3 separate regions of the Homo sapiens genome follow, and regions 1 and 3 are each linked to region 2. A link is a loop called in an ENCODE intact Hi-C map of the cell type or tissue named here. Cell type or tissue: heart left ventricle. All regions are shown on one strand.

Region 1 (5,000 bases), 48 kb before region 2:
CCTAGGGTCTGGTTCTTTCTCGCGGGCGGGGAGGAGGTGAGGGTCAGGGCCCCTGTAAGGCAGACTAGTGGCACTGCCCCTTTCGGCCCTTGCTGTCCCTCCTCTGTCCCTTGTGGAAGGTCTCGGCCTGGGGCAGAGGAGCGGGCCGAGGAGGAAGGTGGAGTCCAGGTGGGTGGTGGGGTCTGTGTTCTGTTTTAGTCGTGCGGGATGTAGGCCGAGGGAGATGGACCCGGGGGATGGCTGCCTCTGTGGCATCTCCGTGGTGTGCCCTCTGACGGGGCTGGGTGAGCAAGGAGGACACAGCTGGGAATTCCCAGCTCCAGCGTCCGCGGCACGGGCAGCCTCCCTGTGTGGAGCAGCTCAGCTGTCACCTCCTGAAGATGTTGGATGCTGGCCCCGAAGGCAGCATCGCAATGACAACACCTTCAGAGGTGTCCATCCCAACAGTTTAAAGGCCAAATGCAGATCTTTCAGATTTGTGTTTTCAGGGAGAAGGTGACATTGCTGGGCGCCTGTGAGTGTGGACAGACATCACTGTCGCCGTGTGCTCCGAGAGAGGAGAGTTGGGGCTGCTTTGTCACCACATGGCGTCTTTGGGAGCAGGACAGGTGGCCGGGCTGAACCCCCAGGCTTCTCTGTTTGCTCCCAGAGACCACACAGGGAAGGCAAGGAGGGCAGCGCCCGGGGAAGAGACACCTGCCCGTGTCTTCCTCATGCCCTGAGGATGGCTCAGTGGCCCAGATGGTCCAGGACCCCTAGAATTGAGTGATGACCCCACAGTTCTCATCAAGCCGCATTCTGGATAGCGCTAGGGGCGACTCTCAGACTCCCCCTGCCTGGGCCCCGCTGGTGTGGGGAGGCCACGCGTCACGTCAGTCCCCACTGCAGGAGGAGGGGCCGGGCTTCTGGCTCCCCTCCCTCCTCTCCCTTCTCAGGCCTTTTGGGATCATACACGACAAAGTCACCCATGGTCATGTTGGCTAGTTTCTTTTTTATATCAGCTTTATCGAAATATGATCTATACACCATTTAATTCACTCAAAGTGTATAATTCGGTGGGTTTTGGTGGCTTCACATAATTATGCGGCCACCACCAATTTCAGAACATTTTCTTGTCCCCAGAAAGAAACCCTTGCCCATGAGTGGCCACCCCTGCTCTCCCTTCCCCCACCCCGGCTCCGACAACCCCAATGCCCCCTCGCCGTGGCCTCGCCTGGTCTGGCTGCTCCCTGCTGGCCTGCTGGGGAACCCCATCCTGCCGGCTGTGGTGCCTGGCAGCTTCTGTGGAGCGTGGCATCCTCCATGTTCCCTCGTTGGTGTGGGTCAGGGCGTAGGGTCCTCAGGTCCCCTCGTTGGCACAGGTCGGGACGTGGGGTCTTTCTGTGGCTGAGGGAAGCCCACCGTGTGGCTGCCCACACCTGTCTGTCGATGGCACTAGGCCACGTCCACCCTGTGGAGATGATCGTGGAAAAGCCGCCATGAACCTCAGTGCGTGAGTCCTGTGTGGACGCCTGCCTGTCTCCTGAGCACATGCCTCGGTGTGAAAGGGCTGTGGGTCACAGGGTGGCTCCGTGTGAGGCCCTGCAGGCAGATGTGCAGCAGGGCTGGGTGGCTGTTTCCCCTCCAGAATCTCCTCTGGGAGCCAGGCTGGGACAGACTCCTGGGGGAGAGCCGGGGATGGATGAGACGCCCCAGGGACGCTCGCTTCTGGGCATGAGGATGCTGTGGGGTGCACGGCACGAGGACGCCGCGGGGAGCAGGGCACGAGGATGCTTTGGGGAGCAGGGCAGGAGACGCCGTGGGGAGCAGGGCTCGAGGGCACCGTGGGACCCAGGGACGCTGCTGCTTCCACCAGCGGCCCTCGTGGCTTTCTTTGTGGAAACAGTGGCTCAGCATCAGCACCGGCGTGGGGGTGGCCCGGCTCCGGGCGGCGGGTCCTGGCCGGTCTGGGAGGCTCCTGGGCCCGCAGGCCTGCCTGTGTGGAAACCTCGCGGGTGTGGCAGGGAAGCCTCCCGATGACTCAGACTGCAGGGAATTCCCTAATGATCTGGAATATTTTTACTCCTGCACTCGGGCAGTTTCCTACTAAGGACTCGGAGCTCTGATAAGGCTGAACACAAAGGCCCTTTCAGGACCGGCTGCCTTCCTTCCTGCCAGGGGCTGAGTTTTGAACAGCACGGGGGCCGGCGCTGCCCGTCCGGGCCTCCACGGAGCTGGGAGCCGCCATGGCGATGCTCTTGCCGGCGGGACGCGGCCCTGCGTCTCCTTTCCTGAGATGCGAGGTTATTTCCATCTTTCAGCAGTCTCGGCGCTTTGTCTTGTTCTGGAAGCAATTGCTAGATAGACATTTCTGGCCGTGAATACTATTGCTTTTGAAAGACAATTACTTTATGATCCTTAAGCAGAAACAGAAAGCCTGCCCTCACCCTCACCCTGGTCGACCTGAAACGGCCACAGACGTCGGACACCACGGGGAGAGGCCCCACCTCCAAGAGGGAAGGCCACAGGCGCTGGCTCAGCCGGGGTCTTTGAGGAAGGCAGGGATGTTTGTCGGTTCCCCGCACTTTTAGGGGAAGTCTAAGCGTATCTGCTCCCACCTGCGCAGGAATTGCAGGGTGCGGGTGCTCCCAGGTGTGCGGTGGAGGCTGCTCCATGGCAGCTGCTGAGCTGGGCCTGGCTGGCCACGCAGACGTGGCTCCCCTTGGGGCCGCTCCGGCAAGGATGGTTCCCCACAGGCCCACGAGGCACGGGTGGGAAAAGACGCCTCCATGCCGTCGTTCCATTTGCTTTTCATGGACTCACCGCTGCGGGGCAGCCACCTGGAGGAGGCCGCGGGGGAGACGGCTGGAGTCCCTCTTGCTTCTCGGGACATAAAGAGAGGAGCAGGCTGTGTTGGCCTCGGCTGCAAAAATGGCGTCCCCTCGGGGTGTCATTAAACGCGACATCCTGGCCCCGTGTGCGCCTCAGTGTCCCTCCTGCTCAGCACAGTCACTGAACCTCCCTCCCCTTGCCAGTGCCAAAGGCCTCCACAGCGTCAGGGAAGTTCCTAGGGAAGCTGAAGTTGTGACTCTGAGCTTCCTGGGCTGGGCGGGAAGCAAACTATAGCCTGTTGCGCCCGGGAGCTTCAGAGGACCACAGCCTTTTGTGGGGTGTGGACGGGGCCTCACCCCAAAGATGGACTTTGTCATAAGAAAAGTTCAAAAGTCATTTTCAAAAGGTGCCAAACAACCAGAAGACTTAGTTACACACAGAGTGATTTGGATTTTTATGAAGTGGGGGTGGAGGGGCTTCTGAGTGGTGCATCTGGGCTGGGGGCTTCTGGGAATCCTGTGGCATCAGCACCTGTGCTGGAGTGAAAACGCCTCTTTCTTCCCAGCTCCTGAGCTTTCCAGGGCCTGGAGGACTTGCTGCTTCATGAAACTCAGATGGCTTCAAGCGCAACTGAGTGTACTTTTTAGTTTCCTGTAATTTTTTTCCTAGAGGAGAGAGGGATGCCAGGCTCTATCGAGTGGGTTCATCTGGTGGGTAATTTGCGTGGGGACCTCGGGCCTCCCGGGCTGGCATGGCCAGGGCTTGGCTGGGCGGCTCTGGGGTCCTGTGTGACTCACATTTCCTCTCCACCCTCCACCCAGGCAGCAGCCCGGCACTGTAACAGAGAAAAAGGAGATTTTGTCTGATTTATCAGTAATTGAGGGTTTGTAACAGACACACATTTTCTTCTTTGGAGACAGAGCATAAGGATAAACTTAAGTGTGTATACCTGTAACTGTTCATTTTGGGAACAGACTTTATTTTGGAGAAGATAAAAGGCAGGAAGAGACTCTGTAGGAGATTGACATCTGTTAATTTGAGATAATTGCCCCAAACTCAGCCCATCTGAGGGGCCAGGCCGTGCACACACCCAGGCTGTGGTGGGGCCGCCTTGTCCGTGTGCGCCTGGAGCCCCCACTCTGCCAGGCCTGGAGCAGAGAGCACAACGCGTCCTTTCACTACACCTCTGGGAGCCTTTTTATTTTTTAAAAACATGCAAATGGCCACTGGGGAAATGCCAAAAATACCTCGTGTTTTGCATTTCTGTCTCCTGATGGGCAAGAAGTTGTCAGAGGAAGGCTCTTCTCATTTACCCAGTGGTTCCTTTGCACACAGGCAGGGCCAGCGGCCAGGCCCTCATCCACCAGAGTAGACCCCAGCACGAGCAGGCGTCGCACCCTGGCGTGGAGCCCCCGGCCCCCCGTCACTACTCTCACACCTCCTGCATCCCTGGGAGGCTGGGCTGGGAACTGCAGAGCCGGGTCCCAGGTCCACGCACAGACGCCCTGCACACGCTCTGCTGATGGGGTACCTGCTCCCCCTCACACCTGCTCTCCCTGGAGAGGACGAGGGCATAGAGACCCTCCCGTGACCTGTCCTGAGGCTGTGAGAGGCCAGCAGATGCAGGGCCAGGACGGATTCCTGAGGATGCCCCTGCCCTGTAGTCCCTCCTACGCCGGGCTGGGGTCAGAACAAGCCCTGAGCCGCGTGTCCTCAGCTTCTCCAGGCTCCCAGGGCAACTTTGGTGTCGAGCTCGGGGCCCTGCCAGGGCACGTGGCTCCTGAGGTGCTGCCCTCGACAAAGCCCTGGGATGGGCCTACGTGGGTCTCCTGGGACAAGGCGCCCTCCTGGCTCAGGGCCCTGGGTCTGGATCACGTGGGGGTGTCTGGGGAGGGGGCTCCCCACCACACAGAGTCACAGACGTTTCCTGCTCCTTTCTTCCAGATGGCCACCATGTCTGGGAGATGGAAGCGAAAACTGACCGGGACCTGTGCAAGCCGGTGAGTGCCTTTGGCGCAGCTGGAGCTACTGTGGGTCCCCAGGGCTTGGGAGGCTGGGGTCTGCTGGAGCCACTGCGGGTCCCCAGGCCTTGGGAGGCTGGGGTTCCTGTTTCTTAGAATGAAACAAATAAAAATAGTGCATAGAGTAACAGAACCAGTAACAAACAGGATCACCAAGTACTCGCCAAA
Region 2 (5,000 bases):
GAGGCCCTTGGGTGAGGGAAGAGGCAGGAGACTGCTGCGTGGGAGGAGGTGATGCTGGAGGCCCTTGGGTGATGGAAGAGGCAGGAGACTGCTGCGTGGGAGGAGGTGGTGCTGGAGGCCCTTGGGTGAGGGAAGAGGCAGGAGACTGCTGCGTGGGAGGAGGTGGTGCTGGAGGCCCTTGGGTGAGGGAAGAGGCAGGAGACTGCTGTGTGGGAGGAGGTGGTGGATGAGACCCTTGGGTGATGGAAGAGGCAGGAGACTGCTGCGTGGGAGGAGGTGGTGCTGGAGGCCCTTGGGTGAGGGAAGAGGCAGGAGACTGCTGCGTGGGAGGAGGTGATGCTGGAGGCCCTTGGGTGATGGAAGAGGCAGGAGACTGCTGCGTGGGAGGAGGTGGTGCTGGAGGCCCTTGGGTGAGAGAAGAGGCAGGAGACTGCTGCGTGGGAGGAGGTGATGCTGGAGGCCCTTGGGTGATGGAAGAGGCAGGAGACTGCTGTGTGGGAGGAGGTGGTGCTGGAGGCCCTTGGGTGAGGGAAGAGGCAGGAGACTGCTGTGTGGGAGGAGGTGGTGGATGAGACCCTTGGGTGATGGAAGAGGCAGGAGACTGCTGCGTGGGAGGAGGTGGTGGACGAGACCCTTGGGTGATGGAAGAGGCAGGAGACTGCTGTGTGGGAGGAGGTGGTGCTGGAGGCCCTTGGGTGAGGGAAGAGGCAGGAGACTGCTGTGTGGGAGGAGGTGGTGGATGAGACCCTTGGGTGAGGGAAGAGGCAGGAGACTGCTGTGTGGGAGGAGGTGGTGCTGGAGGCCCTTGGGTGAGGGAAGAGGCAGGAGACTGCTGCGTGGGAGGAGGTGGTGCTGGAGGCCCTTGGATGAGGGAAGAGGCAGGAGACCGCTTTGTGGGAAGAGGTGGTGGACGAGCCCCTTGGGTGATGGAAGTGTTCTGACACCTGCAGTGATGGTGGCACAACTGGGCACCTTTACCAAAAATCACTGAATTTTGTGCCCTTCTCAAGGGTGCATTACCTGTGTGAAACGTGCCTCCGTAGAATGCTGTGTGTTTAGGGAGGGGCTGGGAGACCCTAGCAATGCCACGTGCTTTTTACTTTTCTTCAACTGAGTTTTGAGCATTTTGTTAATGCAAGAAAAAGGACTCCTTATAAAGAGCGGTTCGCCGTGGGGTCTGAGCCTGTGGCGTGGTTTCAGTTGCCTCCTCAGCCGCAGTGTGGAGAGGAACAGTGGTCTCGGCCGAGCAGCGGCTGTGGGCACCTGCGTGTCAGCCCCTCCCTCCGTGGACAGATGCTCCTGAGCTTCCCCAGCAAAGACACTGGGACTGTGCGCCTTGTCCCCCCATCTTCCCACCTCCGGTGACCAGGCCTCTCCCAGGGACCCTCTGTGCTGGCCCGGCACCTGCTCTGATATGCCCTCCCCAGGGGTGTGGGTCCGTCTGCCCTCCACACAGCCCTTGGAGCCTCTCTTCACAGGGCCTGAGAGCTGAGTGTGGTTTCATAACGTGGTTCATTGGCCTCTGAAGATGCTCAGTGCTGGGGGAATTGGGCTTGAAGCCATCACGTCCAACACACGGTCCCTGGACCATGTCCTGTAGGGAGTGTTAGGAGGAGTCTAGCTCTATTTTTAAATGACAGTGTTCATGACAGAATTTCTCGTAGGGAATAAAAATGTGTGTGCTTCCCAGTTACTTATTGTGTTGCTTAATTAAGAAATCTCTTTAGAAACACAGACGGGAGCATGAACTTCTCAGCCACTTCCTGCCTGGCTTCTGGGTGGTTCTGTGTTGCATTACTGGAGGTCTGGGTGTGGAATTTTGAGAATCTCTTGATCCTTTTCAGTTTAATTCTGAAACAGGGTTCTTCCTTCCTTCCAGATTACAGTGTGGACACTCACACACAGTAAGGGACAAAGAAAGTGTATCCCCTTCCAAAGATCCGCCCACCAGGCCCCGGACCCATAATCAAAGCCTGATACTGGGACAATGGACCCAGCGGCCGGGCCAGCCCTCCCCTAGTTATCACCCCAGAGCTGTGGCTGGGCTCTCTTTGTTCCGAAACGGAGCTGATGGAGCAGGACGCTGTCGCCAGGCACTGCGGGGAGGGGGTTATCAGCCCCTGGCCCGCGTCCCACCCCAGAGGTGAAGTCTTCGCCCCAGACAGGCCCTATCAGGCCCTCCCAGCTGCTGTTATTTTAGATATGGCAGGAAGTAGGGCCTGGAAACCGCACGGCTCCCAGCCCTTGGCAGCAGCTCAGTTCCCGAGGCTGCACTCAGAGCTGGTGGCAGGGAGGGAGAAGGCACAGCAGCCTGGACTGCGGGTTAGAGGGCTGTGCCGGGGCCGGTGGAGCCATGCGAGCGGCCGCGTAAATCAGGCAGGCGTGGCCGGCAGGCTGTGGCTCCCCACAGACATGGGGCTGACGGTGTGCAGCGCTGGCTGGCGCAGCCTCTGCCAAGGGAGCCCCTGCCCTCCGGGGCAGCACCATGAAGACCTCACCCCTCAAGTGGATGGGTTTGCAGTTCAGCCCAGTGTCTGTTCAGCTGGCACCGATGGGCCCAGATGTCCTCCCTGGCAGTGTCTCAGCAGGCGCACAGACGAGCCCTGGGCCAGGGGACAAATGTGTGGGTTCCTGACGCACGTCCCCCGGAGCCCTAGAAAGGACACCAGGCTTCTGCACCCCCACCCGTGATGTGTTGCAAGAAGCCTCACGAGTCAGTAAAGAAAAACCTTCTCCCTCGCCCTCTGAAATAGTAAACGTTAGTGAGCGCATTCGCATCCGCAGTGCTTTTACGTGAGAAGTTAGGTTTTGGGAGCTTTCGGAGGAGCTGGCTGTGGAGGGAAACACGTCCGTCACGTGGCCACCGTCCCGCGGGAAGCTGGGGGCCGTCGCTCTGGCCGGGCTCCCCGCAGCCGCAGTCGCCGCGTCAGGCGGAGGATCCCTGTTATGTACTTTCCCTTTTCCACAGTAGCTGCTGCCAGCGGGCTGTAAACTACCGTATATCACTCAGATTTAAGAACCCAAACTTTAAAACAAATTAAACTCTTGTTGACATTGTAATAAAAATCAGAATGGAACTGAACAGCTCAGTAAAAGTGAACTTCAATTATTTTTGTGGATTTCAGATTGTTTTCTGGGATTCCCAGACTCCCAGTGCAGCTGAGTTATTTCCTCTTGGCAGAAGGCTGGAGAAAAAAGGTGGAGGGAGGGAGGGACGGACGGACGGAGGGCGCCTGGTGGGAGGAAGCCTGGTCACCTGGCTGGAGGGAGGGATGGACGGACAGAGGGTGCCGGGCAGGAGGAAGCGTCGTCACCTGGCAGTTCGCTCGGCCTGACCAGCAGCCACAGGGCAGCGGCGTGCGTGTGAGGGTTGGGTGAGGGGGCGCATGGGCAGGTGTTTTTTATGTGTTTTAATTTAAGAAAAGAGCTCAGAAATGTTTGTCAGAGCCTATCTGTTAATTAGGTGTTTATGCTGGATTAAAAGAAAAATTGAAAGCACTAGTCTGACTGCCCCTCAAAAATGTGCTCGAAGGCTCATAAACGCACGGAGGGTCTGAACTCCCTCCCCTCTCTCTCGGTCTTTCTCTGTATCTCTATCCCTCTCTCTGTCTCTGTCTCTCGGTCTGTCTCTTTCTCAGTCTGTCTCTCTGTCTCCCTTCCTCCCTGTCTCTGCCTCTTTGTCTCCCTCCGTCTCTGAATCTCTGTCCCTCTCTCCATCCATCTCTCTCCGTCTCCCTCCCTTCCTCGCTCTGTTTCTCTGTCCCTCTCTCCATCTCTCCGTCCATCTCTCTCTCTCTCCATCTCCCTCCGTGTGTCTCTGTCTCTCTTATCTCTCTCCCTCTGTCTCTGCCTCTCTGTCTCTCTCTCCGTCCCTCCCTCCCTCCCTTTCTCTCTCATGGCGGCCTTTTCTTTTGTTGCTGTGTTCACTGTGATGTCTGGTTCTTTTCAGCTCCTTTTCTCTGCTGGAGTGGACAGGGTTGTCGGTCTCCACTGCCGTGCCAGGTGTCTGTGCTTCTTGCAGTGTCCTGTACGGAGAAAGCGGAGAACTAGAGCATTGGAGAGACCCGCATGGAAGGAAACGCCATTGCTGGGCAGTGTTGCAGCCTCCGCAGAGGTGTGTGGGCTCCGGGGAGAGGGACGTGCTGGCCCCTGTGCAGTGGCGTGGCCCGTGTCCTTTCCCCGCCGTCCACTTCCTGTTCCCCTTTTCTGCACCTGTCTCTAGCTGCCTTCAAGGCGGAGCTTTGGCACCCACATATGCAGATGTCCACCGCGCCTGCCGGACGCCAGCTCTCCACCAGCCGGAACTCACCGCCACCCACCCTGGGCTGCCAGCTCAGCTGGGGCCCAGCCACTCCCCCAGGTCCCCCTTCACTGTAGGAGGAGCTGGGCCTGGGATGTGGACAGTGGGCGGCGAGGGGGTTGGCCATGCAGAGGGCGTGGGAGGAGAGGAGAGCACGCAGATGCCGGCCCGGTGATGTTTCCTCAGACGCCCGCGCAGTGCCATGCCGTGGGCCTCACATGCAATGCTCCCCTGCCTAGAGGGGCACCCCTGCTCCCAGGAGGGTCTCAAAGAGACCTGGGTTTCTTTTAAGCAGTTTTGACCACTTTGATTAGGTCAGTGATCTCCATTAGATCTGGACCTGCTAAAGTTACAGAAGGTTCTGGAAGGTGCCGGCACAGTCTGAGCTGAACACCCATGACACCTGAGCAGGAGGCTGTGACAACTGTCAGCTCACGGACCAGGGAGGGAACGCGAAGCTGGGGAGCTCTGAGCTCCAATCCCAGCTTCTGCTCCTGCTCAGAAAGCCCTCCCACTTTCTCTGGGCTGACCTCACCTCGGTGTTTGGAAATGGACCAAGACTTATCGGAAAGTGTCCTCGGCGCCAGGTACCACACTGAGCTCACAGGCTGCTTCCATTTAAAGTTAACCACTCTTGGTGCAGCCATAAAGCCTCGTTGATCTTTGGTCCTTTATTGTGAACAGACATCTCGAAAGAGCC
Region 3 (5,000 bases), 100 kb before region 2:
GGTGGGCACCCCTGGGCCTGGGCCCCTCTCCCGCTGCCCGGGATCTCTTCTGTCCAGGTCACCCCAGGCTGGTCACCGTCCGCCCCTGTCTGTGCCCATTCTCAAGGCCTCGTGTCTGCCCTCCCCGCGCGGAGGTGAAGCCGGAGGAGCTTGGCAAGCAGGGACCTCCGCCGAGTCTGTAATGAGGGTCATATTTTCCGTATCGTTCACTACTCTCTTTTAAAAACTCCAACGTCTTGATCATTTTTTGAAAATAAGCGCTCCAACCAAACCTGTGCTGCCTGCGGTTCTCGACTCACCACTCCCCAAATGTCTTCCCTGCCTGGGCCTGGGTTCTAGGTCTTTGGGGTCAGTGGGAGCCAAGGCAGATGAGGGTGGGAGAGAGACCCGCCGGAGGCCCTTCCCACCCGGGCTGCCTGTGGCCCTGGCGCCGCCTTCCAGAGCTGGTTCCAGTCCTCCCCGGCTTGAGCCAGGACATTTCAGCAGAAGAGTTTTCTACCTGGGTGTGCCATGCGAGAGTGTCGCCCCACTCCCGACCTCTCTTTATGGGGTGAAAGTCGGTCCCATGAGAGTGTGGCCACCAGGGTGGCCCCTCTGGGATCTGTTGGGGTGGAGGCTCCCACACCCGTGCAGTCATCGGGGGTCGGGTGGGACCTCCCAGTACACCCCCGGTCGTTCACAGCGTGAATCACTGACTGTGGGCCTGCGACAGGCCCAGTGCTGCCAGAACCCAGGCCCTACACCCCAGTCAGAGGCCCAGGGGGCCTGCAGGACAGTGTACGGCCCTGGGCCCTCGGCCCTGGCTGAAGATTTCACTGCTTTGCCTCCTTGAAGAAGCACAGGGGGTAGTTATCCCCATGGAGCTGGGTCTCCCCGGCCTCCCAGGCCTCCAGGGTGGGCTGTGCCACACTGGGCACTGTGTCTGGCTTGGCACGTGGTCAGCGCACCCCCAGTGACAAGGGCCACTTCCGTGCCTCCGTGCACACGTGACTGTGCGCGACAGCAGCCTCGGGAAGGACACCGCCGGCGGCGGCATCCTCCTGTGACTGCACAGGTAACTCCAGGCTTATCCGGGAAGACGCACAGGAGGCCAGTCTCTGCCCCTCGAGGCCTAGTCTCACAAGGACGCCACAGTTTATACACCATTTTGAGGTGGGCGGGCTTCCTGCTGGCATCGGATATGGGGACCCTGGTGAACATGGGGTCTCTCCTGACCCAGAAGCAGGTGGCCGCCTTCCAGGTGGGTTCAGGACACAGTCCTCCCCGGCACCCACCGGGCTCATTCCCCCAAAACACTCCTTGAGCAGAATGAGTGAAGCCGTGAACCTCACCCTCGCAGGCACCCTGGGCCCTCCGGAGCTGCGCCCTTCCCCGGGAGCCCCGCAGAGCTGGGCTGCTGGCTCTCCAGGCGGCTTGTGAAAGCTTTCTGCTGTGTCCTTGCCCCTCCAGAGACCACCGTGGTTTTGGGCTTTAGGAGTTGGGGCTCCGAGCAGGAGAGGCGAGAGCTGAGAAGAGCCCCTTCCTGCTTTTACGGTGTCAAGAAGTTGCTAGGAAGGGTTCTTTATGTATCTCATATGTTACGTGTACATATTGTGTTTTCCCGTGAGACACCGTGCTGTTTTCTCCTTTCTTTTTATTACCATTATTACTGCATTTTGATGATGATTCAATGGTGTTAATTATTTATATCACATTGTTAAATGATTACATTGACTCTCCAGCTTTTGACGGGTGATAGAAACTACTTCACGTTGTTTCTGGGATGAACCTGGATATAAATGAATACATGAATAAGTCTGAGATCAATTGCAAAGCAAGGCAAACTGGGTTTTATAGATTAGACTAAGCACAGAAAGTCAAGCTTTGTTGTAAAGGACGTGGCCGGCCCTGAGCCCAGGAGGCAGTCTGTCAGCCGGATCCCCTGAGAAGGGGCTGTACGTCCTGGCAGAGCTGAGGTCAGTGTACCGGGGTTGGGGGCTGCAGCCGCAGGGTGGCTGACTGTGGCCAGGAGCCTGGCCCACGCCGCTGTGGCCCCCACCCCTTCCATCTCGCTGGACTTAGGTCCAGGCTGCGGGCACAGGTCCCGCGTCTTCACGGGGTGCTTTGAGGGAGGGGCTGTGTCTTGTTCTTTATTTCGAAAGTGCTCAGCAGGTGCAAAGAATAGATATTCAGTAACCATTTGTTGGGACAATGAAAAGAGAATATTGTAAATAATTTCCCAGGCGGGATGGGAGTGGCGTTTGGGCTTCCAGGGTCTGGCTTCTGGCTGTGTCCACCCAGGAGCAGGCCCCGGGCTTCCCTCTGCAGAGAGGAGGTCCCGCTCCCTTCTGGGGCTCAGGAAATAGCTGCTTCGCTGTCAGCTGGGAGGCGGGCGTGCCCTGCTTCCCGCCCCAGGGCTCCTGTTTTCTAAGTTATTTTGGCCAGCTTGGCTGCTGCCAGCACTGTCGCCGTGGCAACTCAGAGGAAATTGGCCAAGGCCTCTGTGTTTGGGCTGGAGCCTCTCTGGCAGTCGGGGCCACCCTCCGAACCTCTGTGTGCCCGGGTCTGCCACTGGCCTGTGCCCACTGCTGGGGCATTTAATGGTTCCCTTGTGGAAAGGCAACATCTTATGCAGAATTGAAGCTTTGGAAGACTTTTATTCTCAAGTCCATTTTCACCAAATAGGATTTCTCTTCCCCAAGAGGGCCCGGGGTGTCCGTGGCTGGTCGGGGGCTGTGGCAGGAAACCCGTGGCAGAGACGCCTGGTGAGCAGAGAGGTCCCAGGGGAGAGCTGAATTAGGAATGCTCTGTTGTTCAAGTTCAGTGTTTTAGGAAAGCGTTCCTGCTATTACCATGCACAGCTCATCCCCTGACGTTCTAGAGGTGTTTCCGTGGAGGGTGGAGTTACCTGGCAGATTGGAATATTTCAGTTCTGTGTCGTGTTTTTCAAAGGAAGATCTCAGCTAGCCATGAACAACTTGGATATTTTTTAATTCCTTGAAAACAGAATTCAAAAAGGATGCTTTAAAATGATGTGTGCGTCGGACCAGGGGGAATATTCCAGTACCTCTGAGGAACGATGTCCCAGGTTGGGCCCCGGGCTGGACGAAGGACCCTTATTAAGGCGTTGGCGTGCTTATTTATGGAACATTAAATACCGTTTGTTTGCGCTGTGACGAGGCCATCCTATTTGCCTTTGTAAATCTTTCTCGCTGGCAGATTGTTGGGGGAACGGCGTCTGGGAAGCTGTTGCTGTCTGTCATGCCGCGGGCCTGACCACGTCCCGGTGCCACTGTGAGGCAGCGTTTCCCAGGCCTGCTAAGCACATTGCTTCCAACAGCAAGGTCTTGGCGTGGATCGCCCTGCTTCGTTTTGTTTTATTTCCAATACATTCACAGTTGTCATCTGGCCTCACCCACAGCAGACTCCGTGGCTGTCTGGAGAGGTGACAGCAGTGCCTGGGGGTCGACCTGTGGTTCAGCCCCAGCAAGTGCTGAAGGGAATGTTCCTTAAAATGAAAAATAACGTCGTCTGTGATGGCCGCCTCTCAGAGTTTGTGAAAGATGAGAGATCTGGCTGTGGCTGGAGTTGGTGATTCTTGTCAGCAGTGCTGGCCTGATGCGCAAGGCAGAGGCGTGGCTGTCCTGCCCTGCGCACAGCGAGTGAGGGAGTGGCTGTCTGGGAACTGCGTGTCGTGAGGGGCAGGTGCCCTGGGGCTCAGCACGGCGGGGTCTGCAAGGTTAGAATGCTGTGCACCTGTAGGGAGCCCTGACCAGAAGTATTTCATGTATTAATTTAATGTCAGGCACCGATACAGTTTTTTGTGGTTGTTCAGAAACGAGAAAGGTGTGTGGTTCTGAAGTGAATTATTTCTCAGAGTGAGAGAGATCGCTTTTAACAGCTCTGACATGTGGAACTTGCTGAGGCCAGTGGGACTAGGCTGGCCTGAGAGCCGGGTGCTCCCCGCGTGGCCGTCTGTCCTAGCACCCCCAAACCACCTGTGTGTCGTGGGGCACCTGATGGCTGAGCGAGCCGGTGAGGATCAGGGGACTCAAAAGTGAGGAGGTGGCACTTTCAGCAGAGGGGCCATGCCATGACCTTCCGTTAAGGGATTTTGAATGTGCTCTCCGCGATCATTGCTTAGAATCCAGCTGTCTCCCTGCTCACCTGCACTGTCATTTAGTGAATCCTCCTTGGCAAAGAGCCAGGCCCTCCGACACGGCAGCCAGGGAGTGGGGTCACCGAGCTCTGTGGTGGTGTCTGACGTGACATGAATCAGCCCAAGCGCCTCAGAATCGTCAAGAAAGTTACTGGGAATATTTTCCCTTCATGTAAATATGATCCCTTTGAATAGTTAAATAACTCAGATTTGAATACGGTTTAGGTGGGTCATGAAACCAAATTCATTGGGAGCTGGGAGGGAGGGGCTCACAGCCAGGACAGTGGCCCCCGGCGTGTGGGGCTTGGCCTCTGGGGGCAGCTTGACCCCACACCTTGCCCTTCTTCTAGGAGGAACAAGGGAACTTTATCCACTACCCGCCCTCCAAGGACCTGGGCGAGGGATCCTAATGAAATTCAAGCATTTGAGCTTTCGTTTTGTCATTTGTTTGATCAGGGAAAACGCATGCTTAGGTGAGCCCTTTTTGTTTTTTAATAAAGCTTTATGGTGTTTCTTTGCCTCATCGAATCAGGTTTTATTGCAATACTTCAGTTTAAATAAAGGCCCTCGGGTGCCCCAGGCGTCCGTGGGCCTCTGCATGCACTTCCTGCTCTCGCTGTGGGCGGAGTCTCCTCCTCTTCCTCACTTCCCCTCACGCCTGGGCCCCCGTCACAGAAACGTCAAGGGCTACGGCCCCTGAGGACTTGCACACAGAGACCTGTGAGGTCCGCCTCCCCTTTCCTGCCCCGTTTCATCTAGAACCTTCCGGTGATCTGGCTCTAGTACCCCGTGTGGCGCAGCTCTGGGCTCCGTCACTGGCTGAGCAGCCAGTTCAGGGCTGAGTCCTGTGGGAGGATGGTGG

Evidence for each region. A loop is a pair of places that touch in the nucleus more often than their neighbours do. Peaks named below come from ENCODE experiments on the same cell type or tissue, not always from the same donor. Only the 100,000 strongest peaks of a DNase experiment are listed, where the experiment ranks them.
Region 1: a loop joins it to region 2, with 2.7 times the contacts of the local background. A loop is called at or near these places in 20 of 110 quality-filtered maps.
Region 3: it touches region 2 in a loop (2.7-fold over the local background); 33 of 110 quality-filtered maps call a loop at or near these places.

The regions. Positions count from the first base shown.
Region 1 is chr18:79,456,556-79,461,555 of GRCh38, forward strand. It overlaps NFATC1 (nuclear factor of activated T cells 1), which reads left to right. Exons shown (of 10, transcript NM_001278669.2): 7 at 4,756-4,811. LOC101927897 (a long non-coding RNA gene) reads right to left here. Exons shown (of 3, transcript XR_001753515.2): 3 at 972-5,000. Among named protein-coding and RNA genes, the nearest start is that of NFATC1, 63 kb to the left of the region's middle. RefSeq lists an enhancer at 3,842-4,201. In heart left ventricle, no CTCF peak of the experiment used is centred here; a DNase peak (open chromatin) is centred at 1,956; H3K4me3 peaks cover 673 bases; H3K27ac peaks cover 1,385 bases.
Region 2 is chr18:79,505,020-79,510,019 of GRCh38, forward strand. All of the region lies in intron 9 of NFATC1 (nuclear factor of activated T cells 1), which reads left to right. Among named protein-coding and RNA genes, the nearest start is that of NFATC1, 110 kb to the left of the region's middle. RefSeq lists enhancers at 1,130-1,409, 4,218-4,307, 4,378-4,427. In heart left ventricle, no CTCF peak of the experiment used is centred here; DNase peaks (open chromatin) are centred at 2,202, 2,882, 3,352, 4,252 and 1 weaker place; H3K4me3 peaks cover 2,045 bases; H3K27ac peaks cover 2,800 bases.
Region 3 is chr18:79,401,138-79,406,137 of GRCh38, forward strand. All of the region lies in intron 1 of NFATC1 (nuclear factor of activated T cells 1), which reads left to right. Among named protein-coding and RNA genes, the nearest start is that of NFATC1, 7.7 kb to the left of the region's middle. RefSeq lists enhancers at 3,700-3,759, 3,881-4,476. In heart left ventricle, a CTCF peak has its summit at 2,363; DNase peaks (open chromatin) are centred at 954, 2,384, 3,674, 4,814 and 1 weaker place; H3K4me3 peaks cover 1,361 bases; H3K27ac peaks cover 3,002 bases.